Regions from separate parts of the Homo sapiens genome. Here regions 1, 3, 4, 5, 6 and 7 are each linked to region 2. The links are chromatin loops, found by intact Hi-C in ENCODE. Cell type or tissue: ascending aorta. All regions are shown on one strand.

Region 1 (4,000 bases), 190 kb after region 2:
CTTCCCAAGGCCATTGGTCTCCGGTAGTGGTTCCCTGACATACATAACAGGAAGTAACATTGAGGGAATGAACTACATTTTCTGCTAGCTGGAGAAACAAGTTCTTTGTCTCTTTTTTCCTTTTTTGGAAGCTCTGGTGCTGGCAGATTCAGCTCCTCATAAAAGGTCTGAAACACTGGTTTGGGAGACCGCCTGTGGACCTCCCCTTGGACTAAAATATTTACTCAGGGATCCTGTCCAGTTCCATCTATTCCTAGAGTTACATACTCTCCTGTTTTCTAACGGGGATCAAGGAGATTGGTAATTACTAGTTCTAATGGATTACAGTGACCACTAGTGCAGGAAGAGTTACTCTTTCCTTTTTGAAGGCAGACAGGGTCCTTCTCATCCTTTTTTCAGGTGGCCTAAATGACACAGGACCAGTAACTACATTCATCATTACACAGTCCTAATTCATGACAAACATACTTATTTTCTACTGTATGGCTCCTTTCCCAATCTAGAGAGCCGCATCTTATTCTATTTCTATACAGGTTACTGTTGATTGCTGCACAGGTGTCAACTTTTAAGATAATTTGTTTGGGGACTCCCTTTTCTTCTGTTCTAGTTATTATTTTACTCTTATTGGCTTTTCTCCAGTTGCCAGTCCTCAACCTTATTTCAAACACTGTGGTCATGGGGTGTTCAGATGGATCATAACGAATACTAGGTTGTCCATCTTCTGGACTGCATACCTTATACTGGGTGTCATTATATAAACAAGTTCCTTTTAGAGTTCCTGTGTATTCATAATAACTATAAAACAGAAAGACTGTTTTAACCTTTTGCCCTACCTCAGTAACTTGATGCATACACTGGGAACAGTCCTCAGTCTGAAGAAGGTCAGTTGAAGTCCTTACTGTACAAATCCAGAATTTAAGGAAAATGAGTTCCAGGATGAGTTTCCTCATGCTTTGGCCATGCGTGGACCAGTTAGCTTCTGGGTGTGACTGGAACAGGGCTTGTCGTCTTCTTCAAAGTTACTTTTTTGCAGGCGTTGTACGGGCTTGGTCTCGCCTCCCAGGTCTCAGGTGCTGCAGGTTTTACGTGGCTGTGGTGGATCCAGGCTGGGATTCCCTCTACCTTTATGGCTGTGGGAGTGGTCAAGACGACGGTCTGGGGTCCTTTCCACCGTGGCTGCAAGGGGGCTACGTTCGAATCCTTGATCCACACCCGATCACCTGGGGAGAAAGGGTGAACTGGGGAGAGTAAGCTGATGGGGCACCTCTCACTTACCCAGGCTGAAATTTTTTGTTGTTATCTTCCCTAAAGCCTGTAGCTATCACTGTAACTCAATTTCACCTAGCTCTTGCGGAGTGCCTGGGAGTCCCTGTAGTGTGGGAGGGGGCTATGATATAATATTTCATAAGGGGAATATCCTGTTCTTTTAGAAAGGGTACATCTAATCTTAAACAATACCACAGGGAGAGCTTGTACCCACTTTAATCCTGTTTCTTGACACACTTTCCCTAAACTATTTTTGATAGTCCGATTCATCCGGTCCACCTTTCCAGAACTTTGTGGTCGATAGGTGGTATGTAGTTTCCATGTGATCCCCTATACCATTGCTGTCTTCTGTACCAAGTCAGCCACAAATGCCGGCCCGTTGTCTGAGCCAATTGGTAAGGGCAGTCCAAACCTAGGAATGAGATCACAGAGAAGCACATGGGTTACTTCATGAGCTTTCTCAGTTCGTGTTGGATAGGCCTCCACCCACCCAGAGTATGTACACGCTAGAACTAGCAAATACTTGTTACCTCCACATTTGGGCGTCTTGGTGAAGTCTACTTGGAGATCTTCAAAGGGGGCTGCTCCACAAGCCTGTATGCTGGGCAGGACTTTTGGACCTTGCCTAGCATTGTGCTGCCAGCAGGTGACACACTGCTGCGCCACTGTTTTGGCAAGGGCTGACAGATGTGAGATGTAGAAGTACCAGCCTAACAACTTTTCAAATGACTCTTCGCCTAGGTGGGTGGTCTTATGCAAGCCAGTACAATTGCAGCCCCTAGCAGCTGTGACACAGCTATTCTTCCATCCAATAACTGGATCCATCCCTCTTTTATAACCTGTCCTCCCTCTGCCTGGAGAAAGTCCTTCTCTTCTTTAGAATAAGTAGGCACAAGGTCAGGTGACTGAAGGAGCAGGGGGGCTGTGACTAACACCCAGTACGGGGTGGATGCTGCCTTTCGAGCCTCTGAGTCAGCTTGGGAGTTCCCCAAGGCAATCGAGGTGGAAGCTCACTGGTGTCCTCTGCAGTGCATGACTGCCACCCTTTGGGGCTCCCATACTGCCTCTAATAATTGCAAGATCTCTTGCTGATACTTTATGTCTTTTCCCCCAGAGTTCAACAGGCCTTTTTCCTTGTATAATGCCCCATGCATTTGGAGGGTTAAAAAGGCATACCGAGAGTTAGTGTAAATGTTTACAGTCTTACCTTCACTTAGCTCTAAGGCCTGAATTAAAGCAATGAGTTCGGCCTTCTGGGCTGAAGTGCCCTGGGGTAACGATTTGGCTTCAGTGACAGTGTCTAGGGTTACCGCTGCATATGCCACACACCTCTCTCCTTATGGGTTGACGAAGCTGCTCCTGTCCATGTACAGCTCCCAGTCTACTTATGTCCAAGGATGGTCTCGGATGTCAGGCCTGCTAGAATAAACTAAGTCCATCACCTCTACACAGTTATGTTCAACTGGGCTCTCTGATACCGGGAGCAAGGTGGCAGGGTTCAGGGTGTTGCAAACTTCAATGGTTATGTGGGGATTCTCACAGAGCAAGCTTTGGTATCTAGTTGGTCTAGCATTCGTTAGCCATTGATGTCCTTTGGTATTCATTAAAGTCACCACAGCATGGGGGGCCTTTATAGTTAGGTTTTGCCCAAGAGTTAGCTTATCCGCTTCTTGTGCTAGCTGGGTTGTTGCTGCCAAGGTCCTTAAAGATGCAGGCCAATGCTTAGAAACCCCGTCTAGTTGTTTGGAGTGGTAGGCCACTGGCCTCGACCAGGGCCCCACAGTCTGGGTCAAAACTCCAAACACCATTTTTTCTCTCTTTGACACATACAGTGTAAAAGGTTTCGTCAGGTCAGGTAGCCGCAGGGCTGGGACCAACATGAGATTTTCTTTTAACTCATGAAAAGCTCACTGCTGTCAGGACCCCCATTTGAAAGGTTCCTTGTCTCCCCGCTTTGTGACTCCGTATAGGCCCTTAGCCAATACTGCAAAGTTTGGGATCCACAACCTGCAGAACCCTACAGCTCCTAAGAATTCTTTCACCTGCCTTCTGGTCTTAGGCTCCAGCAGGTTGCAAATGACTTGCTTTCTTTCTGATCCCAGGCTGCACTCTCCCTGTCAGATAGTAAATCCCAGGTAACATACTTGCTGTTTGCAGATCTGAGCTTTCTTCTTGGACACCTTATACCCACAGTCCTCCAGGTGCCAGAGCAGGGTATCTGTTCCCTTGGCACACCCGAATGCCGTGGGGTGTCCCAGCAGGGGGTCATCGATGTACTGGAGCAGCACGCAGCCTAGGTCTCTGCTGGGAAACTTCTGGAGGTCTTGAGCCAGTGCCTCCCCAAAGATGGTGAGGGAGTTCTTGAACCCTTGGCGGAGTCAGGTCCAAGTGTACTGAGTGGTGACACCTGACCCCGGATCCTCCCACTGAAAGGCAAACAGTTTTTGGCTCTCAGGGGCTAGTCTGATGCTAAAGAAAGCATCTTTCAAGTCCAAGCAGGTGGACCGGCTGTCTTCGGCTGGCAGCAAACCCAACAACATGTACGGGTTAGGTACTGTTGGGTGCAAAGTCACTGTAGCTTGGTTGACCATGCAGAAACCCTGTACCAGCCTGTAGTCCTTGGTCCCTGGCTTGGGAACAGGTAGGAGGGGAGCGTTCCATGGAGACTGACAAGGGACTATAATTCCAAAGGCCCTCAGGCCCTTGAGATGGACCTGGACGCCTTCAAGGGCTT
Region 2 (4,000 bases):
TGGTCCCTTTTATAACTCCACTGAATTCACCAGGGATCAGCAGGAAAGGAGAGGGTCTCCTGTATTGGCAAGAGTGTCTACTGATTAGTGACACCTACCAGGAGGTGACATAGGGCTGCATTTATGCAGGGGCAGGAAGGCGTGGACGTGGAGCTCGTGTGACCTGCATGGATGCCTCCTGATGCTCCCCCACCCCACTGTTACAGTGAGTGGGCAAAGGCAGCAACCCCAGCCTAAAGGTTCTGCTCAGACTGCAGTGAGACACCAAGGCCTGCCCAAGAGATAGCTGAGAGTGACAGGATTCAGAATGGATTGTGCAGGAGGGAGAGGATGCAGTTGCAGCTCTGAGATCAACTACAGTTATTGGGGCTATAATTCCTGCCACAAATGTCCCTCTTCTAAGCTTCCTCTCGTGAAGGAAGGCCCTGTGGGGACTGCAGAGAAGATGCTCCCAAGATGTATGGGAAGCAAAGGGCTGCAAGGTGGAGAGGGTGGGTTGTGGTGTCTGCGAGAGGAGACTCGGATGTCCGAGTGCGACAATGGACCAGTGACCCAGGCTGCTGCCCTCTGGACCTCACCACTAGGTTTGTGCTGAGACCACACCTCCCAGGGGTGACCCCAGCCATGATGCCCCACGGGCTCCCTAAGGCACACTACCCCAAGAGACTGGGCCTTCTTTGACGGAGACTTTGGTTTGGGGCTTCCATGCTGACTTTTCTAAATATTTCAAACTCCACAGCTGTCTGAGACTCTCCTGCCCACCATGCCACCCCTCTTTCCTTCCCAGACAACTGGACCTGCTTTGTGGTTGGATGGCTCTTCCCATCTCCCCTGACTCCCTGCCTATTTTCTCTCAAGAGTGTTTCTCCTAATACAACTCCTGCATGTCTAATCCCAACTTGCTTTCTGTTCTCTAAAGACCTAGACTAACACATCAATGCTGATTTTAAGAAGAAAATACAAATACCATTGAAGCCAGCTGGATACTCTTCCCAAACTTCCCAAACTGTCCCTCTCCACTCAGACGTAACCACTCTCCTAAGTCTAGTTTATCATAATTAGTAGCTCTTTTAATTGGGGATTTGAGGTGGTTCTCAGCATGAGAATTTAAACACACCATCTACAATTCAGGGCAAGAATGTCTATAACCAGGCTAATTTGCATTAAGATTAGAGTCATCAGATCTAATGGGTACCATTATTTCATTAAAAAAATACTTAATCTATTTCATTATATTTTACATTACTTAGTCTAATAAATTCTCTGCCTCCAGCAGTGCTGAAACATTTATCAGACTTCATATATAATTGGTCAATATTAACTCATTTATACATTTATTCTAACTTTGGAAGCAGGCCTAGAAGCTACTTTTTTTCTGCTTTCTTGCAAATAATCCATCATTTATAATTATTGATTTCACATGTGACAAGATACTTAATTCTATCAAATGGCAAGGTTTGCCAAGCACATAAAAATGAATTTGCCTCTAATTACTGGTTTTGATAATCCTGACTTCATTTACTCTTCTCCAGTGACAGTGCATTGCCAGCAATCGTTTCAATATGATCAAAGAATTAAAGCTATTACAGAGAAATGAGCAGAGTTCACAGAAATAGCTAAGAAGAGTCTTGGAGTCACAGAAAGTTGCGAGTGGAATTTACCTTGCTTAATTCAGCAAAAAGATATTCATTGTAGGTCTTTGACTTCTGGAGGTGTAACTCTCATGCAATAAGTAGTATTTTCGTGCACAACCTGACTTTAGTTCTTGTAGGAAAGTGAATTAGGAACTGTGAGTATTTGACTTTTTGTACTCTAAGTTGTGTGTGTGTGTGTGGTCTGTGTGTGTGCGCGCGCGTGCATCTTTGGGGTTAAAGGATTGTAACAGGCTCTGACCCTTCCTAGCAGCTGCAGGAGGTCTCCCAGCCACCCACTGGGCCTGCAGTAACGCCAGGGATGCCTTCAGTGCTGGTGGAGATTGCAATAGCGTCCACAAGAGGGCACTGCACGTCTTTGAATTTAGGCGTAAATAGCTAAACTATTTGGCTGTCATATCTGCTCAGAGGAAAACATTCATTGAATCCTCAGAGAATGTTAGAAGCATTTCCTTTGAAAAACATCTGAAAATAAAGCTAATATCCCTCTTTAGAAAACAATGTGGACTGCTAGGATATTTCTTTTGGAGAAACAACTGTTTTTCAGTAATTGAGAGACGGAAAAATGCTTTATCTTGGCATTATCTGAATCAAACGACAGTAAAGTCTTAAAATGCTTTTTCATCTTTTGCCAGATATTTTCGCATATTCAAACCTAGGAAAGACTATCCTTTTTAAACACATAAAAGCAACACTACAACTTAATAGCTAATTGTTCAAGCATCTCTCCTTGCATCCTGCTAAATGCTTACCAAAAGTACGGGCTGCTATGCTCAGTAATTTATTTGGAAATGGTGGAGGACATTGCCAAGGCAGAGACAGGCCTCTCTTTAACTAAAATGGAGTTTGCAATTGACAGATAGCACAAGAGTCAGTGCAAACATGGGTTGGGGTCTTTGTCAAGGGTGAGGGTCACTGGGAGCTGTGTCCGTGGCAGGTTCCCAGCAATTGTTTCTGACCTTGACAGCCATAAGGATACAGGAGGTCTAATTTAACCTACCCTGGAAACGCAGGGTCTCTAGTTCAATGAGGCTTCAGGGTCAGTGAGTAGAGACCTGCTGACTGTTTCCTGGGCCTCGTCCTGTGCGGCTGGCTTCTTGGCTTGTAGACGGCCCGGATCTACTCCCTGGATCTATGTCCGGGACCTGCTTCCTGGATCCTCACATGCAGGAGAAAGCAAGCTCCAGTTTTTTCCCTTCTTACTGTTAGGACACAAATCCAATCACGGGGCTCCGTTCTTAGGACATCATCTAGATCTGTCACCTCCCAAAGATTCCACCTCCTAGTACCATCCCATTGGATGGTGGCATAAGTCTCATGCAATTACATTTTGGTGAACACCTTAACATGAGGGTTAGGGTTTCAACATATGAACTTGAAGGGAACAGAAGCAAGCAGTCTTTAACAAGACACAGCCATTATATGGCTGTATGTGTCTCTCCCTCATACCTCTATTTATATCCATCTATACCTAGATCTGTATCTACATGGATCCCTATGTCTAGCTCTATGTCTATGTCTATGTCTATATCTATCTATGAGAAATGCCAGCATAAGTGATAGAAACTGTCTTAAATGTCTTAGACATTTTAAATATTTATATTTTTTGATCCAATATAATCAAAATAATAGTATAATCAATAATAATAGTATTAAACCCAATACTATTCAGTATTTGCCAAAATGATACTGTATAGAATGTACATACTGTGTGATTACCCAAAATAATTGCATTATTTATAAAACCATTATTTCACCATCTATCACTTTTTTGGTCCAGTAAAGGAAGACGGGTTTTCCAGTTCTTTCCTAACCGTCGCTCACCTTCCTCCAGTCCTGGGCTGTGGCTCTGTGACGGTGTTCACAGCTGCTTTGGCAGAGTTGAGTCATGGTGACAGAGACCATCTGGCCTGCAACGTCTGCAATATTTGCTACCTAGTCCTTTACAGAAAAGTGTGCCAAGCCCTGCACCAGACCATCTCTCCCAGACATGCCAAGAGACTGAGAGAAGAAAGCTGCAGTGTTCATCATCACCCGCATAGATTCCAAGAGAGGCTTTGAGATTGGAGAGGGCAAGGGAGAGGACTTCCTTATGTCAGGTTGTCACTGATGTTTCTATTTCCCTGTGCCTCGTAGGGAGGCATGGAGAGGACCTCATCCTCACCCCAGGTCAAGAGAGAAGGATTTTAAGACAACCACTCAGAGACTTTGATATGTGCGAAGTGGAGTTCGTGAAAAGCAAGGATGGGCCTTGAACGCTTATTTGGAAAAACTTAACAGTGTTTGAGGCTGCTCCCCTGGCGGGAGGGTGGAGGGAGAGGTGGCTGCATTGGGGGCGATCTGCACAT
Region 3 (4,000 bases), 570 kb after region 2:
GAAATCCTGTAGTGTTTTTGTTAGTTTTATCATTGATCCTCTAGATGTATGATCAGGTTCTCTGCTTATGGAGTTTTATATCTTCATCTCAGTCTTTATGTCCAAATTGTTTCCTTTTGTCTAATTGCCCTAACTAGTTCCTCAAGAACATTGTGAAATAATAGTGAAATTTGTTCATATTCTTGCTTTGTTAATGATCTTGGTGGAGGTCCTTCTAGGGTCCCCTCATTATGTAAACTATTGGCTTTTAATATTAAAGTCTATGGCTGGGCGCGGTGGCTCATGTTTGTAATCACAGCACTTCGGTAGGCCAAGGCAGGTGGATCACGAGGTCAGGAGTTCAAGACCAGCCAGGCCAACATGGTGAAACCCTGTCTCTACTAAAAATAAAAAAATTAGTCAGGTGTGGTGGTGCGCACCTGTAGTCCCAGCTACTTGGGAGGCTGAGGCAGGAGAATCGCTTGAACCCGGGAGGCAGAGATTGCAGTGAGCCAAGATCACACCACTGCACTCCAGCCTGCATGACAGAGCGAGACTCTGTCTCAAAAAAAAAAAAAAATTAAAGTCTATACCCACCATTTTTATTTTCTCAACATTTTTTTGGTCAATGATGTGTGTTTTTCAGCATTTATTAAGATAACCATTCTCTCTTTCTTCTCTTCCCACACCCACCCTTCCATCAGCCTGTCCGTCAGTTTCACACCTTCCAGGGGTTGAATAAGAGAGAAAAGAGGGAGGGGACAGTAAAGATCCTAGAGGCATCACTAACTTCCCAAGCTGGCTTTACTCTCTGGCCTTAGTAGAGGCTGCTGCTTTCTCTTATGGGTACTTTCACATATTTCTCAATGGTTCCCTGCTGGACCCCAGTGATAATTCCTCTGGTTCAGGAATAATTTGCTTTTACTGCCCCCAATTCCTTGCCTGCTTCTATTCATCCTGCCAACCACCCCACATAGATGCTCGCTCACAAAGGCTCCAGCTTGGTTTTCCATGCTGCATGTGTAGGGTGACATCCATTCCAGTTTTCCCAAAACTGTCTCAGGCAATTTCTGGTGTCTTGGCATAATTATTAATATTCTCCTGTTCACTTTCAAAAGTCTCCCTATTTGGGCAATAAGAGACCTAGCTTCCTTAGAACTGGGCACACCTGGAGTACAGGTACACATGGCCTTCTTAGTTTTGGGGCACTCTGAGCACCCAGGTCTCTCCTCACAGAGCAGCCCCCAGACAGCTCTGCCACCAGACAGGTAACGAGGCCTCCTTAAGACCTGCATATCTCTGGGGCAGGGATCATATCACAATCCATGGTGTCTTCCTGTTTCGAGCTCTTCAAGGGTCCATCAAGCAGTAAATAAAGCAAGTAGCATCTCCCCTTTCTCCCCACTTTAGGAACTACAGAGCTCATCGAGGAGTTGTTTGTTTTTTTCTTTACAATCTCCTCCATTTTTTTACAATGGCATCTGGATATTGGCCCCTAGGTTGTGTCCATCTTCACAGCAGCCTGGGACACATTAGCATTTAAAAGCATACCAGAGCCAGATTCAAATTTTTACGCATCCAACTGTTTCCAACATAGCTGGTATTTAACCATTTAGAACTGTCCTGCTTTGTATACGTTGCAAACTGCATCCAACATCTGCTAGTCATAGATAACGACAAACTTAGGAGCTCTAAAGCCCACCAGATGGCTCTTGCCCTTTGGAGGTCTCTGACCCAGAGACTCCCTACTGGGCTGCAGGACAACATCACCTGGACAGGTGAGTCTCACCTAACCCAGGAGTTCCCTTCTCCTCCTTTTTATCTGGGTGATGGGCCACACACCACAGCCTCTGGACCAGCTGGTGCTGTGAGGGACCTCCTCTGTCTGTAGCTATGCTAGAGTTCAGTGGATAACCACGGGTGCGCTCCTGCCACCTGGTGGTAATATCTCCTCTCTTTTGAAACCCATGATTTCCCCATCTGCTCCCTCCTCCTGACATTTTTTATGTTTTTAAAAAGGTTGAAGAGCATTAGGCATTATTGAACAAATTTTCAGACATTCCTTTGAAAATCTGCATTTTGGTCTGTTACTTTATTTTGAAAATCCTGATGTTTGGCCAAAACTTCCTGCTCCACCTGTGTTGAGCATCTTCTATAGAGCGTATTGCAACATCACAAGTGCATTTATTAGCTGGAATGAATACTTAATCCGTGGGTGAGGTGTTACCCTGGGATCTCATTTAATACTAACAACAAGGAAATCTATGAACATGTACTTAGGCTCTAAAAGTGTTAAAGGAAAATAAGTAAATCCTGAAAGCAGGCTGAGACTCCTGGGGATTTTTACCATCACTCATTGACAGCTAAAGATTTGATAGTGATGTGAAAGGAAGAATGGTTTGATTTTACAAATGTCTGCTTGTAGCTTTTCTGTTTTCTTTGTTGTATCTTGGTAACTTTCATCCCTCATGAGGCATAGTTATTACAGGGAACATCTTATGTATGCAACAAAACCCTTTGCACCATATACTTTAGAGTTATTCTAAGAGGTTTTCAAGGGCAATTTTACTACACGCCGTATTCCACTTGTATTCTGAATTTAGAAAACTTGTGTAAGGTACAAGAGTAGGAAACATGCCAGAAAAGAGAAAAAAGAAAGTAAAATGTTACACCTGTGCCCAGAAGACTTAAGTGCTGAGAGGGGAGCTGGGCTGTCATTGAAGTTTTGTTCTAATCCCAGTCTAAAATGACTCATTGTGGTTGGCACACATGAAGATGCCAGTGTACTGAGAGGTAAGGAGCAAAGGGGAAGATGGTGATACAAGATGAAAGAACAAGTCAGCTCATGCCCCGAGGCTGGTGTTTGAATTTTGTTCTAATCAAAAGGAGAAGGCTCTGGAGGGTTTCAAGCGGAGGAGAGATGATGCTTGATTTATTTTTCTAAGTGATCCCTCCAGCAACTCCACGGAGAATGTATTGTGGGACTTAAATATCAGTGATCAGATGGATGTATTGAAAACCATGGAAGGGCCAGGGGTAGTGGCTCACACCTGTAATTCCAGCACTTTGGGATGCCGAGGCAGGTGGATCATGGGGTCAGGAGATCCAGACCATTCTGGCTAACATGGTGAAACCCTGTCTCTGCTAAACATACAAAAACTAGCTGGGCTTGGGGGCAGGTGCCTGTAGTCCCAGTTACTTGGGAGGCTGAGGCAGGAGAATGGCGTGAACCCAGAAGGCAGAGCTTGCAGTGAGCTAAGATCACGCCACTGCACTCCAGCCTGGGTGACAGAGCGAGACGCCATTTCAAAAACAAAACAAAAAAAAAAAAAAACATGGAAGACAGTTGAGAGATGTGGACTCAAGTCAAGTCAAGATAAGGGTTTCTTTCTAAGCTTTGCCTTCCGTTCCCCTTCTTAACCTGTGGACAGCCAGGCACTGCCGTGATGAATGTGAATTTTAAGCACTAATGTTCTAATGAAATACATACACTAATCAGCACTGTAGAATTGAAGATCAGGTCTTCAGGTAGAAGTAATTGAAGGCTGCATTCAACCCCCAAGCTATCGATCTGACTGCCAGGCAAACTACACTATCAGATTGAAAGAAATATCCAGAAGCTAATTGCTGGAGTCGTGAATCTCTACACAGTTATTAGACTCACAATGAAACCTCATGAGAAAAAATATATTAATGTGGCTCCAAAAAAGTTGCCTGGTTTCTATTTACTTTTCATTGTTCAAATAAAAGACTGTCTCTGAAATGAAGAAACTGAAATAAATGTGTTGACTTAGCCCTGGCTGCCCATCTACTACACTATCACACACACAAATGCAACATGAGCATAAAAGGATCCTGGAAACAGCATAGAAAAAACTCAGCAATGCCAAAGTCTCAGTAACATACCCCAATCCCCAGAGATACCTCAGCATGGGAAAAGACACAGAAAAGAAGGCAATGTTTATTGTTAAGCAAGTGCTGCAATTGAGTCCCAGAAATTCAGACATTTCTCCAAACTTCC
Region 4 (4,000 bases), 300 kb after region 2:
TGGGATCCAATACAATTCAACTACTCACAGGTAACACACACGAGCACCAGTGAGCCCTTCCAGGGAACCGATTACCAAACTGTTCCCACAACAGGGATCAGATGTTACACCATTTCCTAACGCACATTCAAAAATATAGAGGCAGCCCGGTGCAGTGGCACATGCCTGTAATCTCGGCACTTTGGGAGGCGGAGGCGGGCGGATCACGTGAGGTCAGGAGTTCGAGACCAGCCTGGCCAACATAGTGAAACCCCGTCTCTATAAAAAAATACAAAAATTAGTCGGGTGTGGTGATGCAACGGTAATCCCAGCTACTCGGGAGGCTGAGGCGGGAGGATCACTTGAACCCGGGAGGCAGAGGTTGCAGTGAGTTGAGATCACGCCATTGCACTCCAGCCTGGGTTGACAGAGCCCAACTCCCTCTCTCAAAAAAAAAAAAGTTATATATATATATATATATATATATGCCCAAAAGAATTGATCCCAGAATGCAGGTTGACATCAGCTAAGTAGAAAAGAAAAAGGGAAAAAACCTTAAGATGTTTGGTTCAGTTGACCTGCAACTATTTGGGAAAACCTTTGCTGATGTATAATTTCTGAAGGTGAAAGGGAAAAATAGACCCAACTAAGAGAATTCAGGAAAGAAACAGGGGTGGTTGTCAGTCAGAGCAACAAAGTTGTGGAATTCCGGGTGCTTCAATGGCAGGGATGTGAAATGACAAATTTTTTAGACTCTGTCAATACCATTAATATTTATGACCCATCTCACACACACACACAAAAACCAGCTGTCGTGTGGCACATCCATCAGAGACTTCTGCCCTGGAATTGTTCTGCTTCGTTGGGTGATAAGCCCTGAATCACAAAATTGAGGACAATGATGTGAAGGATTTTATGCTGCTGTTTTACACCTCCTTAAAGGTGGTAAAATAATCAGAATTCTGTATTCTGAAGCAGTAACTTTCTTTAAAAAGTCACCTTTACTGTTGACAGGTGAACTAGATTACTGAATCACAGTGCCGAGTCATAAATAAGCACGTGTTTATGAGCAGTGAAAGAGCTCAACTTGCTCCCGAATTGCACCGCAGTCTCCTTTAATTCTGAGATTCTGCTAAGAAATGCCAAGCCTGAACCCTTGCCCCCAACGTATTTCTCTCCTTCTGTATCGTTCAATAAGGAACAATCTCTTCTCCACAGCAGGAGAAATGTGGAAATGCTTGTGGTTAAGTGAGGTCAAGATCTCTTGGTTTAAATCTTGCCTCACCTGTTACTTAAGCCTTATGATCTCAGACCTGATCCTCAGCTTTCTGGAGTCTTGGCCTTTTTTTTTTTTTCCTGCAAAATGGGTAATAGAATTCCCAGAACAATTATTTTGAGGGTTAAGTGAGGAAATTATGTATGTACAGTATGATACAAGTATATTATAAATGACAGCAACTTTTGTAAAATTAGGATTTCAGTGTGCTTAAAAAGGAGGAGCTCAAGAGTAGTGGTGAAATTGAAATGATTTAATGAGAAGGGTGGCTTGGTCCCTGACCATTAGGAGAGACGTGTCTATTACAGCCTCTCTGCCCTGCCTCCCACCCCTTATCCCAGGGCACTCCAGATGCACATCATCCCCGCCTGAGAGAAACAGCTAGGGAATGTTCCTAAACACTCCTTTTTCTTGCGTAGCTGATTGCAGAGCTCATTAGGCCTTTCGCTAAATGACTTGACTTTGACAAGGAGTAGAGATGGCGTTTTGATTGGCATCAGCTTCTCCTCCGGAAAAGGGCCTAGTGGGCGACGGTCCCGGCGCGCCCGCTAGATGGCGCCGCAGACCGGGTTGTGGCCGCGCCGGCCGCGCGCCCTCCCCTCCCCGCGGAGGCTCCCAGAGCCCCTGCCCGGCAGGTCCTCTCCGTGAACTCGCCGCGTCCTCAGGACCTGCGATTTCCAGGCCTTCCCGGTTTCCACCTGAGTGTGAGCAAATGAAGCCTCCCTCCTGCAGCCCGAGCCAGCGCTCAGCGCAGCCCCTGACCCCTGGCTCCTGGCAACCTGCTTCAGCCAAAATCTTAAGAGGCTTTATTACTTTTATTTAAAATGATGCATGCTCGTTATAACATTATTAAACTTAGGAAGAAAAAAATTCTAAGCGCAGCGCCCTCCAATACGACCATTAGACGCATGGATAAGTAACTGACACGTGGACATTATAACAATGAAATCCTACTCTATAAGTTGTATTCTATTTGTGAAAGTGTTCGTTTTTATTTATGATTATAAGAAGACAAAAAATCCAAAGTAGAGTTGATGTGTTTCATTAAAAATAGAGTATTCCATTGTATATGGTGTGTGTGTGTGTGTGCGTGTCTGTGTGTGTGATCACATTTTCTTTACCACTAATCCGTCCACGGGCACATCGGTCATTTCTATTTCTTGTGAATAATTCTGCAAGGAACATGTGAGTACTGAGATCGCTTTGAGATGGTGATTTTCTTTCCTTTGGATATATAACTAGAAGTGGGAATGGGAAATCATATGGTAGTGCTATTTCTAATTTCTAGAGGAACATTCATCCTGCTTCCCATAATGGCTGTATCAATTTACATTATTCAGCCTTTAAAAAAAAGAAAGAAATCTGCTATTTGAGACAACATGGATGAACCCGGAGGACATTATATTAAGTGAAATAAGCCAAAGAAAGAAAGACGAATACTGCATAATCTCACCTCTATGTGAAATCTAAAAAGTCAAACTCATGGAAACGGTGGAGGAGTGGTTACCAGAGGTCGTGGGATGGGGAAAAAAGGGGAGTTAGTGGCCAAACGGTGCAGACTTGCAGTTACAAAATGAGTAAGTTCTGAAGACCTAATGAACAACATGGTGCCTGTAGTTAATAACATGTTGTTTATTTGAAATTTACTAAGAGAGTAGAGCTTAAGTATTCCCACCACACAAAAAACAAAAAAATTAACTATTAATATATGAGTTGATGGACATGTCAGCTTAATTGTCTTAATCATTTCACAGTGTAAATGTTTATCAAAACATCACATTGTACATTTTAAATATGTACAACTTTTTTTTTTTTTCTTGAGATGGAGTTTCACTCTTGTTGCCCAGGCTGGAGTGCAATGGCATGACTCGGCTCACCGCGACCTCCGCCTCCTGGATTCAAGTGATTCTCCTGCCTCAGCCTCTAGAGTAGCTGGGATTACAGGCATGCGCCACCACGCCTGGCTAATTTTGTATTTTTTTAGTAGGCATGGGGTTTCTCCACGTTAGTCAGGCTGGTCTCGAACTCCGGACCTCAGGTGATCCACTTGCCTCCGTCTCCCAAAGTGCTGCGATTATAGGCGTGAGCCACCGCACCTTGTGAATTATACCTCAATAATGTTGAAAAAATACCAAAAATCCCCCAGAAAACATATTAACTGACAATGATATATTTTTAATTTTTAAAATACCCTGGTAATACTGAGGGGAAAAAAAGCTTGAATAAAAAGTAGATCAAGGTGTGGCACAATTAAGTCATTATTATGACCACAGTGGCTGCTCTCACTGCTGTGGCTACTAGCACCTCCACCGCCGTAACCTCTCCTTTCTGTTCCTTTCATGACACAATTTTAGCCCGTAGGATTGACTTCCTGTTTTGCAAGTGCAAGAAATGGCACTCTGAGACTTCACCCACTTCTCCTGTTAGATATTCGTTAGTTTTGTCATTTTTTTCGTGGCCGAGTTTGTGACATGGGTAACCTCTTATAGATCCTAATTCCCCCCTTCTGCTATCGTTGTTTCTCTGCTGGGGAACTATGCTAGGCTTCTCTTTCTCGTTCCGTTGGTCACTAACAGGCCATCTGATTCTTTCCATCCTCAGAGATGATTGGCATCTTTTATCTGCTGATAGCCCTATGTTGTTGCGAGATCACAACTTTCTGTTCATTTATTCTCATTTCAATGTGATCTAGAGGACAGATGAGATGCAGTGATTAGTCCGTAGTGTTCCTCACGTTCTTTCAAA
Region 5 (4,000 bases), 390 kb before region 2:
GTTGACCCTCTGCAGGTGAATTTCCAGGAGCAGACAGAACTTCAGGTTGATTTTGGGTCACACCTGCTGGAGCCAACATGGGGCCAGAAAATCGAGGAGTCAGGTGCCTGTGGTCGTCGTCCCTCCCTGTCGCCTGCGTGGGTATAGGTCTCCGCAGGAGTCTACAGGTTTCGTTGTGTTTAACTCAAAAGCCAGTCAAAGCTGTGAGGGTCATGTTGTCCCTAGGCCCCCGTTCCTTTCTTTTATAATATAAATTTGCTCATTTTAAATCCTTTAGTTGAGCATCAGGGAAGGCATGAACAGGCATCCCCTAGTGACTCTCCAGCAACAGCAGATTCATCCAAATCTTTCAGCCATCGGCTCCTGGATATGCCTCCACGGCTGCTCTGAGGAACTGAAAATCTCTTAGGGAATTCAGCAAAAATGCAGACCTTAGAATATTTTTTGCCTCGTCTTTAAATAATGAGGTTTAAAAATCAGCCTATGTTATTTCCAAATTTTAAGGAGTACACATGCAAAAAAAATTTAATCAAACAAAGAATCACAGAAGCAATCTGATACATGTCTTTTGGGGGGATTAAAGGAAATATGTACAGTTGGGATTCTTGTGTGAATAAATGAGAGGCCTGGGCATGGGCCCGGTGGCTCACACCTGTAATGCCAACATTTTGGGAGGCCGAGGGGGGCCGATTGTTTGAGTCCAGAAGTTCAAGACCTGCTTGGGCAACATGGTAAAATCCAATCTCTACCAAAAATACGAAAAAATTTGCTGAGTAGAGTGGTATGTGCCTGTAGTCCCAACAACTCAGGAGGCTGAGGCGGGAGGATTGCTTGAGCCCAGGAAGCAGAGGTTACAATGAGTCAAGATGGTGCCACTGCACTCCAGCCTGGGTGACCGTGTCTCAGAGAAACAAAAAACAAAGAAAGAAAAAGAAAAGAAAAAAGAAACAGAAAAAGAAAAGAAATAGGAACTGTAAGTTATATTGCTAAGAACATAAGGGTCTTTATGAGCTCGCACACCTTATTAACTCTCACAACCCCTATATTAAAGGCATTTCTGGGCTCTGAGACCTACCTCTTTCCAAAGTGTGGGTGGGACACATCTTTACCTTGTAGCATAGATTCACCTGAGAATGTAAATGGCCCGTAAGGATTATAAGCTTTGATCCTGAAATGTATTTGCCAATTGCTTGTTGTGTTTACCAGCTGTCTCTGTTTAATGGGGAGTCCATAAGCATCTCTAAAGCGAATGCACGTGGTAAGCCCATTTCTAGATTTGTTTCTAAGTCCTGAATCTTTACTCCTATCTACTCCTACAGATATTCTGAGCAAGGGCCTTTTTGCTGCATGCCCCAATCCCTGTGAACACTGAGATAGTCTGCACATCCTGAGTAATCCATTTTGAAATGGTCTGGTATATACTAGGTGCTCAATAAAAATAAGGTATTGTTATTATTAATAGTACATTCTTCATTATTTCGCCGAACACATATTAATTAAACACTCACTCTGTTACCAGGCCCTGTGAGCAAAAGGGGAGAGAAGACAATTTACTGAGGCTAAAGTTAACCATCCCAGATTTCATCACCCACATTTCATGGCTTAGGGAAGAATAAGGTAAACTCCCTTCTCCAAATCTTCTTTGATCTTAAGCATATAGCCTTAACATCTGGAACTTACATTTAATAGGTTCAATTGTGGAGTTACACGATGATGGATTCTCATTTTTTCTGTTTGGAATTGGAGACGAAGCAATCATCACCAGGTGATTTACCTTGGCGAGAAAGTTGAAGAATTGACACTACAGTACGCTGCCACCAGGTGGCAGTCAATGCCTTTATCTTAGAGCTCGAACCACTAGCCGACCTCAGCATTACTAGTTCCAGTTTATGAGGAATATCAATAGTGTGAATATGTGATTAGTAATATTATGAATTGTAGGAATGTTATACTGTGGTTTACCATATCATAGACTTTTTAGGCACGTTATCCACGTTTAATCTTCACAGCAGCTTTGCGAAATAGTGTTATTTCCATTTCGTTAACAAAGAAGGGAAGGTTCCTAGGTTGACTGAGCTGCTGGAGGCCACACGAATCTTAGGTTGTGGACTTAAAACCACCAGACCCTCGATCCTGTCCTCATTCTATTCCACTTAGAGTTTTCGGAGTGCTGTTAATTTTCAACATTTTATTTAATATAATTTATTTAAGTAATTGAACTTAATATCAGAAAGCTATATGTTTAAGAGTATATATTATTTTTTTTCCATTTGACACCAGCCTGGGTGACATAGTGAGACCCCCCATCTCTACAAAACAAAGTAATTAAAAATTAGCTGGGCGTAGTAGTGGGGGCCTGTGGTCCTAAGCACTCGGGAGGCTGGGACAGGAGGATCACTTGAGCCTGGGAGGTCGAGGATTCAGTGAGCCATGATTGCACTCCAGCCTGGGTGACGGAGCAAGACTGTGTCTCAAAAAAAAAATCACAGAATAAAGATATACCTTGTAGAGTTCAGTACTTATTATGGGTTGAATTGTACTCCATACAAGATGCTGAAGAATTAACCCTCAGTACATGTCAATGTGACTTTACCTGGAAACAGGGTCTATGCCAGTGTTATGGGCTGAATGTGACCTCCTAAAATTTATATGTTAAAGCTCCTCATTTCTAATGTGATGGTGGTAGGAAGTGGGGCCTTTGGAAGGTGGTCAGGTCATGAGGGCGGAGCCGACATGACGGGTGTTAGTGCCCTAATGAGAAGATATATGAGAGACATGATCTAGCTCTCCACCACGTGAGGACATAGGAAAGAAGGATCTGTCTGCAAATCAGGAAGTCTTAGTAAGTTCTTACCAGGAACTGAATCAGCCAGCACCTTGATCTTGGACTTCCAGCTTCCAGAACTGTGAGAAATGAACATTTGTTGTTTTAGCCACCCGGTCTAGGACATTTATTCTAGCAGCCTGGACTGAGGCAGCAGATGATCAAGTTAAAATAAGGTCACTAGGCTGGGCCCTAATCCAGTATGATTGGCATCTCTACCAAAAGGGAACATTTATTCACAGAGACCGGCATGCACACAGGAAGAGCGCCCTGTGAAACTGGAGTTCTGCTGCCGCAAGCAAAGTGACCACTGGAAGCTGGTAGAGAGGTAGGGAGTATATCCTTCCCTAGCACCTGCCTGCAGAGGGAATGTGGCCCCACGGCCTTGATACTGGATTTCCAGCCGCCAGAATGGTGAGGCAAGGAACTTCTGTGGTTTCAAGACCCCCAGTTTGTGGGGCTTTATTAGGCCAAGTCTATTGATGACTCTATTTGTAAGGGCAAGTCTGTTGATGCCTCTATTTCTAATTTTAGCGGTGCAGCCTTTAGAGACGATGCATTTCACATAATTAGTATACCCAGGAGAAAATTATTCTTTGATTTTATGTTTGTTCCCTGCCAAAGGGACTAAAATATCCCCTTGAGAGATCAGCCATAAAATTTCCACCCTTTCTTGCCTCCTTTCTCTGCCTCCTTGCTCCTTTCTTCCTTCCTTCTCTTCCTCCTTCCTTTCCTTATGTTACAGTCTCGCCAATGCACCTTTTCACCTTCTGCTTTGGCTCCAATGAGAGGAGAGATTTTTTCTCCCTTTTCTTACCTCTGAGTTTGGATATTCCCACACCCCTCCCACCAGCATACATCCAGTCACTCCACACCAGAGCTGTCATTTAAAGATGGTCCCCGCAGATCCGGGAAGAGCAGAGGCTGTTACTTGCATGTTTGGGGCTCTGAGAAGGTGGAGGACGACCCCCCTGCTAGCAGAGAGCTTTGCCTTCAGTCACTCTTCATTTCCATGGATTGCTGGAGAGAACCCTGTTCCCTGTCTCCTATGGTTCCTCTCCACTGATGAGGTCAAGAGCCAAAAAAAGAGGATTAAGCTGTACCTGTGCTGAAAACATATATTAAGAAAACACTTCTGGAGGCTGGGCATGGTGGCTTATGCCTGTAACCCCAGCA
Region 6 (4,000 bases), 250 kb before region 2:
AATAATAATAATAACTAACACTTACTTTGCACTCTTTACATGCCAGGTTCTACGGGGTGCATTCACACACAAGCTGGTTCACTTTGTCCTCACAGTGACTGAACGAGATTGGCACTCTTTCTGTAATTCCCATTTTGCAGATGAAGAAACTGATCCTCAGAGAGCACCCCTGACTCCCACCAGGTCATACAGCTAGTAGCTAGCAGAACCAGCGTTTAAACCTCCTTGGCTTGCATATAGGATCCATGCTTCAGCCCATCTGTGGGGTTCCAAGTTATGACATGAGAATGGCTCAGGCTGGTGACTTTCCTAAGCAAAATGTTGGCAGTGGGATCCATGACACTATTTAGCTTTTATTATTCATCATTAATTGTAAGAGTGCATGTTCAATGTCACTAGCTGAGGTTCTCAAGCTTGCACAGGGAGACTTTCAATTAATCCACTAAAAAAGCTCTTTGTGCCACAACTAATGCATGCCTATTAATGTGTGATTACTGTAGAAGGCCCAGTGTTCTTTGTCTGAGACGATGTGAAACTGACCAGGAGCGGGGATGATTTAGACACAATCAGAGTGCATTACACAAGCTCATTTTCACGTTAATAGGAACAATAAAAGGCTTCTCACCATATTTACACCCAGGCCTTCTCATATTTTAGAATAAAAGCAGGTTATAAAAGAAGTTGTTCTACACAGCACATTTACTATTTTCCAGAGCTATCTGCAGCTTCCTGCAGTGCTGGCAGAATGCAAATAGCCCCCATAATTTGTTAGGGATTTTTAAAATACATGTGCAGTAAATTAGATTGATTAGTAGCTTTATTAAATTGTATGAGTCACAATTTTAGGATTTAATAACAATGCTCACATATTAAGAAATTGTTCTTTGCAAGGAACTGTTCTAACATATATATATATATATATATATATATATATATATATATATATATATATGCCTTAACTACTTCCATCCCATAATAATCTTATCATGTAGGTCATATTTTCAGCCCCATTTCACAGACAAGGAAACTGAGGCACAAAGGTGTTATTTAGCTGGGATACAGATGTACCACTAGGAGACGAGCACAGGTTTATGAGACAGACTTCAATATCCAGGCTCCTACCCTTTATGCAAATCTCCCATTAGGGCTTCCACTCACTTTATAGATATCATTTTTTTTTCAATTTGGCTACGCAAAAACTTCTGGACTCATGAGCCTGAAGGGTGAATTGAGCTGTGATTTCTCTCAAATGTGTAAGTGAAGTAACTCAGGAATGGAAAACCAAATACCGTATGTTCTCACTTATAAGTGAGAGCTAAGCTATGAGGATGCAAAGGCATAAGGATGACATAAGGACTTTGGGGACTCAGGGAACATCGGGAGGTGGAGTGAGGGATACAAGACTACATATTGGGTGCTGTGTACACTGCTAGGGTGACGGGTGCACTAAAAGCTCAGAAATTACCACCAAAGAACTTATCCATGTAACTAAACAAAAAAAATATCTATCAGTTTTTTAGTCTTATGAGCCTGCCTCTGGCTGCAGTTTCGTTGCCTTGCTATAATTTGACAGGCAATGCCATTTTTGTTAATTCCTAAATGGCTGGTAATTGGGATATTAATTCTTACTTTAGCCTGATGGTTATTTGCGTGTTTGGACATTTATTTTCCTTATCATTTCTACTTATAGTTCATGAATATTAGAGAATGCCTGGCCTTTTAATAGTTGAATTTTTAAATTCTTTATTTGAGATAAACACTATAATAAAGTTTTCTAAGTGTTAAAAAAACCCAACACAGAGGTACTGTCTTGAGTGAACATTCTCTGGCTCTCAGCATGCAGTGTACAGACCAGGAGCACACTGGCCAGCAGATGTCAGGAGTTCCTCATGGAAACCTAGGCTCTGGGCTCCGGACTGAATTCCGTGGGAGAGTAACAATAAACAGCTGGCCTGTGAAGCCCCTCTCCTCAAGGCCAAATCTCCCTCACATGACCCCAAGATACGATCAGGTACTTGGAGTTCTAGAAACACAACTAAGCCTAACCGGATCAAAGACAGGGCCTACAGCAGTGATGGAAATACTAAATAGTGGTTATATTTTTGTATCTTCCATGACTTGCATCTGATGAGCCCTAAATGTCTCAGGGAGGATGGCTTATAAATGCCGGGTGAGACAAATGACTCTCATGCTTTGCTTTTATGACTAAATTATAGTAAAAACAATCGACTCTGCAGGACTCCAGTTCCTACTTTTTCCTATTTGACCATTGTTCTGTTTCGATTACGAAAAGGTTAATGGTGATGGAGATATGTGTGACGATGCCAGTTACCATGTATTGAGTGCTCGCTAGGGGTTAATTGCACGTTGAACAAATATGAGTAGTTTCTATTTAATCCTATAGCAGTTCCTCATATATTTATTGTAAACAATTAAAAATACAGTGATATGGTTTGGCTCTGGGTTCTCACCCAAATGTCATCCCAAATTGTAATCCCCACATGTCAAGGGAAGGAGGTGATTGGATCATGAGGCTGGTTTCCCCATGCTGTTCTCATGATAGTGAGCGAGTTCTCATGAGATCTGGTGGTTTTATAAATGGCAGTTTTCCTGCACTCACACTTCTCTCTCCTGCCACCATGTGAAGAAAGTCCTTGCTTCCCCTTCGCCTTCCGCCATGAGCGTAAGTTTCCTGAGGCCTCCCCAGCCATGTGGAACTGAGTCAATTAAACCTCTTTCCTTTATAAATAACCCAGTCTCAGGTAGTATCTTTACGGTAGTGTGAAAACAGACTAATAGACATAGATTTAAAAACATAAAGCAGAATACATATAGAAGCATATAATCAATGTCACCCAAAATAACCACCTTTTGAGGCTAAACCATTTAGGTGCAAGCACATTGAGAATCATTCTATCTTCTCAATGATTTTAAACTTTTATAAAGTCTCTTTATCTCTAGTTGTACATTTTATCTTAAAGACTAATTTGTCAGATATTTTTCTGGACACAAAATCTTTCTTCGGTATGGCTTGCATAGTCTAATTTTTTCAATCTTCCTCTGTCTCTGTTTGAAGTGAATCTCCTATAAATATACATTTATTTTAATCCAAAGAGATGCTTATATTTGTTTTGTTAGATTCAGTCTCCTTATACGTAATGCAATTCTTAATATATTTGGGCTGTCAGCTTACTCTGCTTTTGTTTTTCAGTTTGTCTTGCCTGTTTTGTCTTTTCTTATTCCAAATTAGAAAATGTTTATTTACATATTTTCCCTATGAATTAGGAAATTATAAATAATATTACTCTTTCTAAGGGATTATCTTAAAGATTGCAATATGGATAACTGACATATTAAAGGTTACATTAATTGTGGCTTTTCTTCTTTTCCAGGAAAAAGCAAAAATCTTAGAATTGTTTAACTTCATTTATGCACTTTTTGAATTAAATGTCATTTTGCCATGCATGTTAATTCTGTTTATGTGTGCATTAAATTTCTCACATGACTATTTGTATTTGTGTTACTGTTTTATGTGGTCATTATTCATTCTGCATATTCACCCTTTGTGGTGATTTAATTCCTTCTTGGTTTTTTGTTATTGTTATTGTTTTGGGGTTCAGGGTGTGTGCGTGTGCGTGTGTGTGTGTGTGTGTGTGTTTTGGCCAAGATTTGGGATTATTTCATTCTTCCTGAATAACAACCCTTGATATTTTCTTTAATCTGGGTCTTCTGGTAACAAAGACAGTTTCTCTTTGTCTGAAATGTCTTTATTTCACTATCATTCTTAAAGAATATTTTTGCTGAGATACTTTCAATTATTTTGGTTGAGAAGTCACCTGTCAGTCTACACATTTTTTCCCTCTAATTGGAAAGATAACAATGAATTTTAAAGAACTAGACTTTAGTTCTGGAGGGACATGGCTGAGAATCCTGGCTCTGCTATAACTAGTGAGTGCCTCAAGCTTTCACACCTGTGAAATGGGGATAACAATATCTCCCT
Region 7 (4,000 bases), 400 kb after region 2:
CTCTGCACCTGGTGTTATGAAGCACAGTGGGGAGCAGGTGAGGGATGGTACACTGTAGCCTCAGGTCCTATGGATGTGGGCTTGGATCCTGGCTGCTTACTATCCTCCCTGGCTGTGTGTCTCCAGATGAGTGATTTAACCTCTCGGCGCCCCAGTTTCTGCATCTGTAAAATAGAACAAATCAAAGCACCTCACTCATAAATACTATTGAGAAGCCTCAGTGAGATATTTCCCCTCAAGCACTGGCACAGCAAGGGAGTGTGGTGGACGTTTCATGAATGATGTTCCTCACTTTAATTTGAAGACTTAACATCCTCATTTCGCAGTTGAGGAAAGACAGGCTGAGAGGTTTGGCTGTTAGATCAACATCACACAGCTCAAGAGTGGTCGAGTTAGGATGTGGACTAAGTCACAGGTTACCAAGTGCCCTTCCAGGAGGTACTGTGGCCTTGCTCAGCCTAGAAGGGGTCCCAGGGAAGGAAGGAGGCATATTCCTGCTAACTATAGCCTGGAAACAAACAATACGGTGCAGTCTCCCCCACAAAACTTAAGTGTCAGAGCACAACCCCTGGTGACCAGAAAAGGCCTCGACTCAAGGTCCAGCTGACAGATGCCTCTGGTCACCTCTAACCCCACAGTGTTCAGTCTGAAATTCCAGCTGAAGGTACAAGTTTGAAGGTCATCATATCGCCCCACTACCTGTCAAGTTAAGCTGAACCCTGGGGCAGGAATGAGGACTGACTTTCCCAAGGTCATGCATGTGGTAATGGCTGAGCCTAGAGTCAAACCTGGACTTCGTGAATTCATATCCTCCTTTGGGGGTGATTTTGGGTTGGCAAGTCATGTGTGTGTGGGGGTCTCCTTCCTTCAGATCCATGCATCAGTGTGAATGACACTCTTCTAATAGATGACAAAGAACCAGACACCTGCCTTTTCACAGCTGGATGTGCCTCAGAACATGGCACACCCAAGACTCAGAGAGGCAAGCACCTTGCTTAAGGCCACACAGTGAGACAAGGACAGAGTCAGAATCTGAGCCTAGGCCTCCTGCCTTCCAGCCCAGGGCTCTTGGGGCCCCACAGCCTTCTGAGAATATCCTATGAGAAAGTTGGCTTTTCTTTTTCTTTCATGTAGGAAACAGAAAAACAGCCAGGAATCTTGAATGTTTATCTAAATATTCTGTTCACAAAAAAACATTTTAACCACATGGACTTGAATGGGCTTAAATTCAGTGGCACGGGGTGTAAATTCCACATAAATAAAAGCACTTTGGATTATTGAATAACTTTCAAGAATGTAAAGGGGCTGTGAGACCAAAAAGTTTGGGAACTGCTCTTCTAAGTAGAAAAAGCTTTTCTTTTCAGCTAAGCATCTAGAATGGCCAAACAGCCTGATGTATCAACACAATAATATAGTAAAAGTAGTAATAGTAATCATATAGTCATAGTCATAAAAATATAGTAATATTAATAATAATGAGTAGGCAGCTAAAAGTTGAGGATTTATCATGTAGCAGATACCTTGCTCTGTGTGCTACCTGCAGGTGCAGAATCTCATTTAATCCTCACTCCAACCCTGTGACTTAGGCGCGCTCATTATCCCCATTTTAGGGGTGGAGGGAACTGAGGTTCAGACCGTGAATTCCCTTGTCCACAATTGCACAGTGAAGGGCAGAGCTGAGATTCAAATTCAGGGATTCCTGACTCTAAGACATCCTGAGAAATGATTCTGCAACTATTACTGGACCCTTTGCAACACTGTCTCCCAAACTCCCTTAAACAAGCAAAAGCGCCCTCAGGATTTGTAAGAGGTGAAATGTCTTCCACCTGTGCACAGGGCAATCCTCCCTCCAGCCCTGCCCAGTGCCCAGGGGTTGGCAGAGTGGCTCCACCTACACCTGCACGGGTGGCCCCGCGCCTCTCACGCAAGTTCGGCTCCCGCTCCCTCCGGTCCCTGTGCAGAGCGCCCCCTGTCGGCCCCTCGTGGAGCCTGGGCCAGCGCAGCGAGTCTTTCCGCAGACACGCCCTCTAGCGCCGGCGGCTGGGAACGCACCGCGGTGCCGCCGGGTCCCGCAGGGGCGTGGCGCGCACCTGGGGATGCACCTGCACCAGGCCGCCTGCCCCCCTGCCGCGCGCGCCCCGTCCTTCCCTTTTTCACTTCTTTCCCTGTTTCTGTTTCCTCTCTCCATCCCCATATCCAATTAAATCAGTGGAAGCTCTCCCGAGGAAGAAGCGCGCAAGCACGTAGAACTCAGCAGGGCGTGGCAGGACCTCACTGGCCCCTCTGCTCTTCGTTCCTAGGCACCCCTCCCGGCAGTGGAGTGTCCTGGCAGAGCTTCCTGGTGGTAACGAGAGGACCAGCCATCAGAAATAGTGTTTTCGTTAGGTTATTGTTCTGTATTTCTATTCAGGGTCCCCTTCAAATAAGTAAAGAATTGCCAAAATCAGATGTCAAAATATGTGGTATGTATTAGCTGCTCACAATGAACAAATGAATGCTTTTAAACTGCAAACGTTCCGATGTTGAGATGAGTTGAGAATACTAATTTCAACGGGAGATTCGATCCTGTGATGGTCACATGTAGAGTGGCCGGGAAGGTGTTTTTGAGCAGCCTTTTCTGCATGACCCTTGTTTTGTTTTGAAACAGGGTCTCAGTTTGTCACCCAGGCTGGGGTGCAGTGATGGGATATCTGCCCAGTGTAGCCTCAACCTCCCGGGCTCAAGAGATCCTCCCACCTCACCCTCCCAAGTAGCTGGGACCACAGGCCTGAACCATCACACCCGGCTAGTTTTTGTAATTTTTTTTTTTTTTTGTAGAGATGGGATCTCGCTATGTTGCCCAGGCTGGTCTCGAACTCTTGGGCTTAGGTCATCCACTGCCTGCCTCAGCCTCCCAAAGTGCTGGGATTACAGATGTGAGCCACCATGCCGGGCCCCTGCATGACTGTTAGTGGACTTGTAGGCTCCCTCGGAGACAACATCAAAAGTGTAAATGTGGTGCAGGACCAGAAGCACCCCCTTCTGGGGTCTTTTGTGAATTTGAGGTCTGAGCTGGAACTCTACTTGCTGTCTCCAGCCAGTTTAATCACGGATGAAAATGTTGGGGTCTTGCCTCCCCTTGCTAGTGGGAACTCAGGGAGTGGTTATAAGAAGCTTCCCAAAAATGATGACAGTGACACAGCTGACTTTGCTTCAGGCTGGGTGCTCTGCCTAATGCCTCATCTGCGTGAATCCCTGTACCTTTCACAACGGTCTCTAGCAAGAGTTGCTCTTATTGATGAGGAAGCCAAAGGGCTGGGTGACGTAGACATATGCACAGAATCCTATTGCAGATGCTGTGGTGTGGGAGGACTCGGACCCACCTTTCTTACCCGGGAATAACCCTGCGACTCTGTAGGAGGATTGGAAGAACACAGCAGCTCACTGAGCTGCACTGTAATGTCTGAGCAGCTGGAATTCAGCCAGGGGGGGTGAATCCCCGTCCTAGAGCCGAGTGGAACCTGAAGCCTCTTACAATGGCCTGAAAAATGCCTCTCTTCTCCCAGAACAATTTCCTAAGATGTCAGCTTCTTGGGAGTAAAAAACAAAAACTGAGGCACAAAGCATGAGAAAGACTTATTCTACAGTAAGAAGATAATTGGCACCAACAGTAGCCACTAAGCTCATTTCTCCAAGTCTCCTGCTCTGGAAGTTTTATTGGTGAAGCCATCAGTCTTGTTACCACTCATAACACAGTACTGATGATCAGGCACTGTGTGTGTGTGTGTGTGTGTGCGCGCGCGCGCGTGTGTGTGTATTATTGTTCTAACATAATCACCTCTGGAAACATCTGTTGTTAAACACAGCACTGAATGCATACCTTGCTTGATTGGTTTCTGTTAATCGCATCCATAAATTATGCATTAAAGTGGATGCAGGAGCAGAGAGAATGAGGTGGGAGTTGGGGAATGGTGAGCCAGCCATCTCCCAAGTGAGTTGCTGAAACCTAGCCCATTCCCTT

The links. A loop is a pair of places that touch in the nucleus more often than their neighbours do. Peaks named below come from ENCODE experiments on the same cell type or tissue, not always from the same donor. Only the 100,000 strongest peaks of a DNase experiment are listed, where the experiment ranks them.
Region 1: a loop joins it to region 2, with 2.3 times the contacts of the local background. A loop is called at or near these places in 8 of 110 quality-filtered maps.
Region 3: it touches region 2 in a loop (19-fold over the local background); 24 of 110 quality-filtered maps call a loop at or near these places.
Region 4: it touches region 2 in a loop (11-fold over the local background); 11 of 110 quality-filtered maps call a loop at or near these places.
Region 5: it touches region 2 in a loop (4-fold over the local background); 13 of 110 quality-filtered maps call a loop at or near these places.
Region 6: it touches region 2 in a loop (5-fold over the local background); 26 of 110 quality-filtered maps call a loop at or near these places.
Region 7: a loop joins it to region 2, with 5 times the contacts of the local background. A loop is called at or near these places in 8 of 110 quality-filtered maps.

Annotation. Positions count from the first base shown.
Region 1 is chr12:127,483,980-127,487,979 of GRCh38, reverse strand. It overlaps LOC105370067 (a long non-coding RNA gene), which reads right to left and starts at 3,452. Exons shown (of 4, transcript XR_945528.4): 1 at 834-3,452. In ascending aorta, no CTCF peak of the experiment used is centred here; a DNase peak (open chromatin) is centred at 2,215.
Region 2 is chr12:127,675,716-127,679,715 of GRCh38, reverse strand. No RefSeq gene overlaps it. Among named protein-coding and RNA genes, the nearest start is that of LINC02411, 41 kb to the right of the region's middle. In ascending aorta, a CTCF peak has its summit at 1,966 (motif pointing right); a DNase peak (open chromatin) is centred at 1,965; H3K27ac peaks cover 434 bases.
Region 3 is chr12:127,106,706-127,110,705 of GRCh38, reverse strand. The region is part of intron 1 of LOC107984449; the gene reads right to left. Among named protein-coding and RNA genes, the nearest start is that of LINC02405, 48 kb to the right of the region's middle. In ascending aorta, a CTCF peak has its summit at 1,927 (motif pointing left); a DNase peak (open chromatin) is centred at 1,885.
Region 4 is chr12:127,379,069-127,383,068 of GRCh38, reverse strand. No RefSeq gene overlaps it. Among named protein-coding and RNA genes, the nearest start is that of LINC02375, 41 kb to the right of the region's middle. RefSeq lists a silencer at 1,796-1,905. In ascending aorta, a CTCF peak has its summit at 1,808 (motif pointing right); a DNase peak (open chromatin) is centred at 1,858; H3K4me3 peaks cover 614 bases.
Region 5 is chr12:128,067,429-128,071,428 of GRCh38, reverse strand. No RefSeq gene overlaps it. Among named protein-coding and RNA genes, the nearest start is that of LINC02441, 42 kb to the right of the region's middle. In ascending aorta, a CTCF peak has its summit at 1,819 (motif pointing right); no DNase peak of the experiment used is centred here; H3K27ac peaks cover 367 bases.
Region 6 is chr12:127,924,079-127,928,078 of GRCh38, reverse strand. The region is part of intron 3 of LINC00508 (long intergenic non-protein coding RNA 508); the gene reads left to right. All of the region lies in intron 1 of LINC00507 (long intergenic non-protein coding RNA 507), which reads right to left. Among named protein-coding and RNA genes, the nearest start is that of LINC00507, 11 kb to the right of the region's middle. In ascending aorta, a CTCF peak has its summit at 1,876 (motif pointing right); a DNase peak (open chromatin) is centred at 1,888; H3K27ac peaks cover 756 bases.
Region 7 is chr12:127,278,873-127,282,872 of GRCh38, reverse strand. All of the region lies in intron 2 of LINC02376 (long intergenic non-protein coding RNA 2376), which reads left to right. Among named protein-coding and RNA genes, the nearest start is that of LINC02376, 3.4 kb to the left of the region's middle. RefSeq lists a silencer at 1,939-1,998. In ascending aorta, a CTCF peak has its summit at 1,991 (motif pointing left); a DNase peak (open chromatin) is centred at 1,995.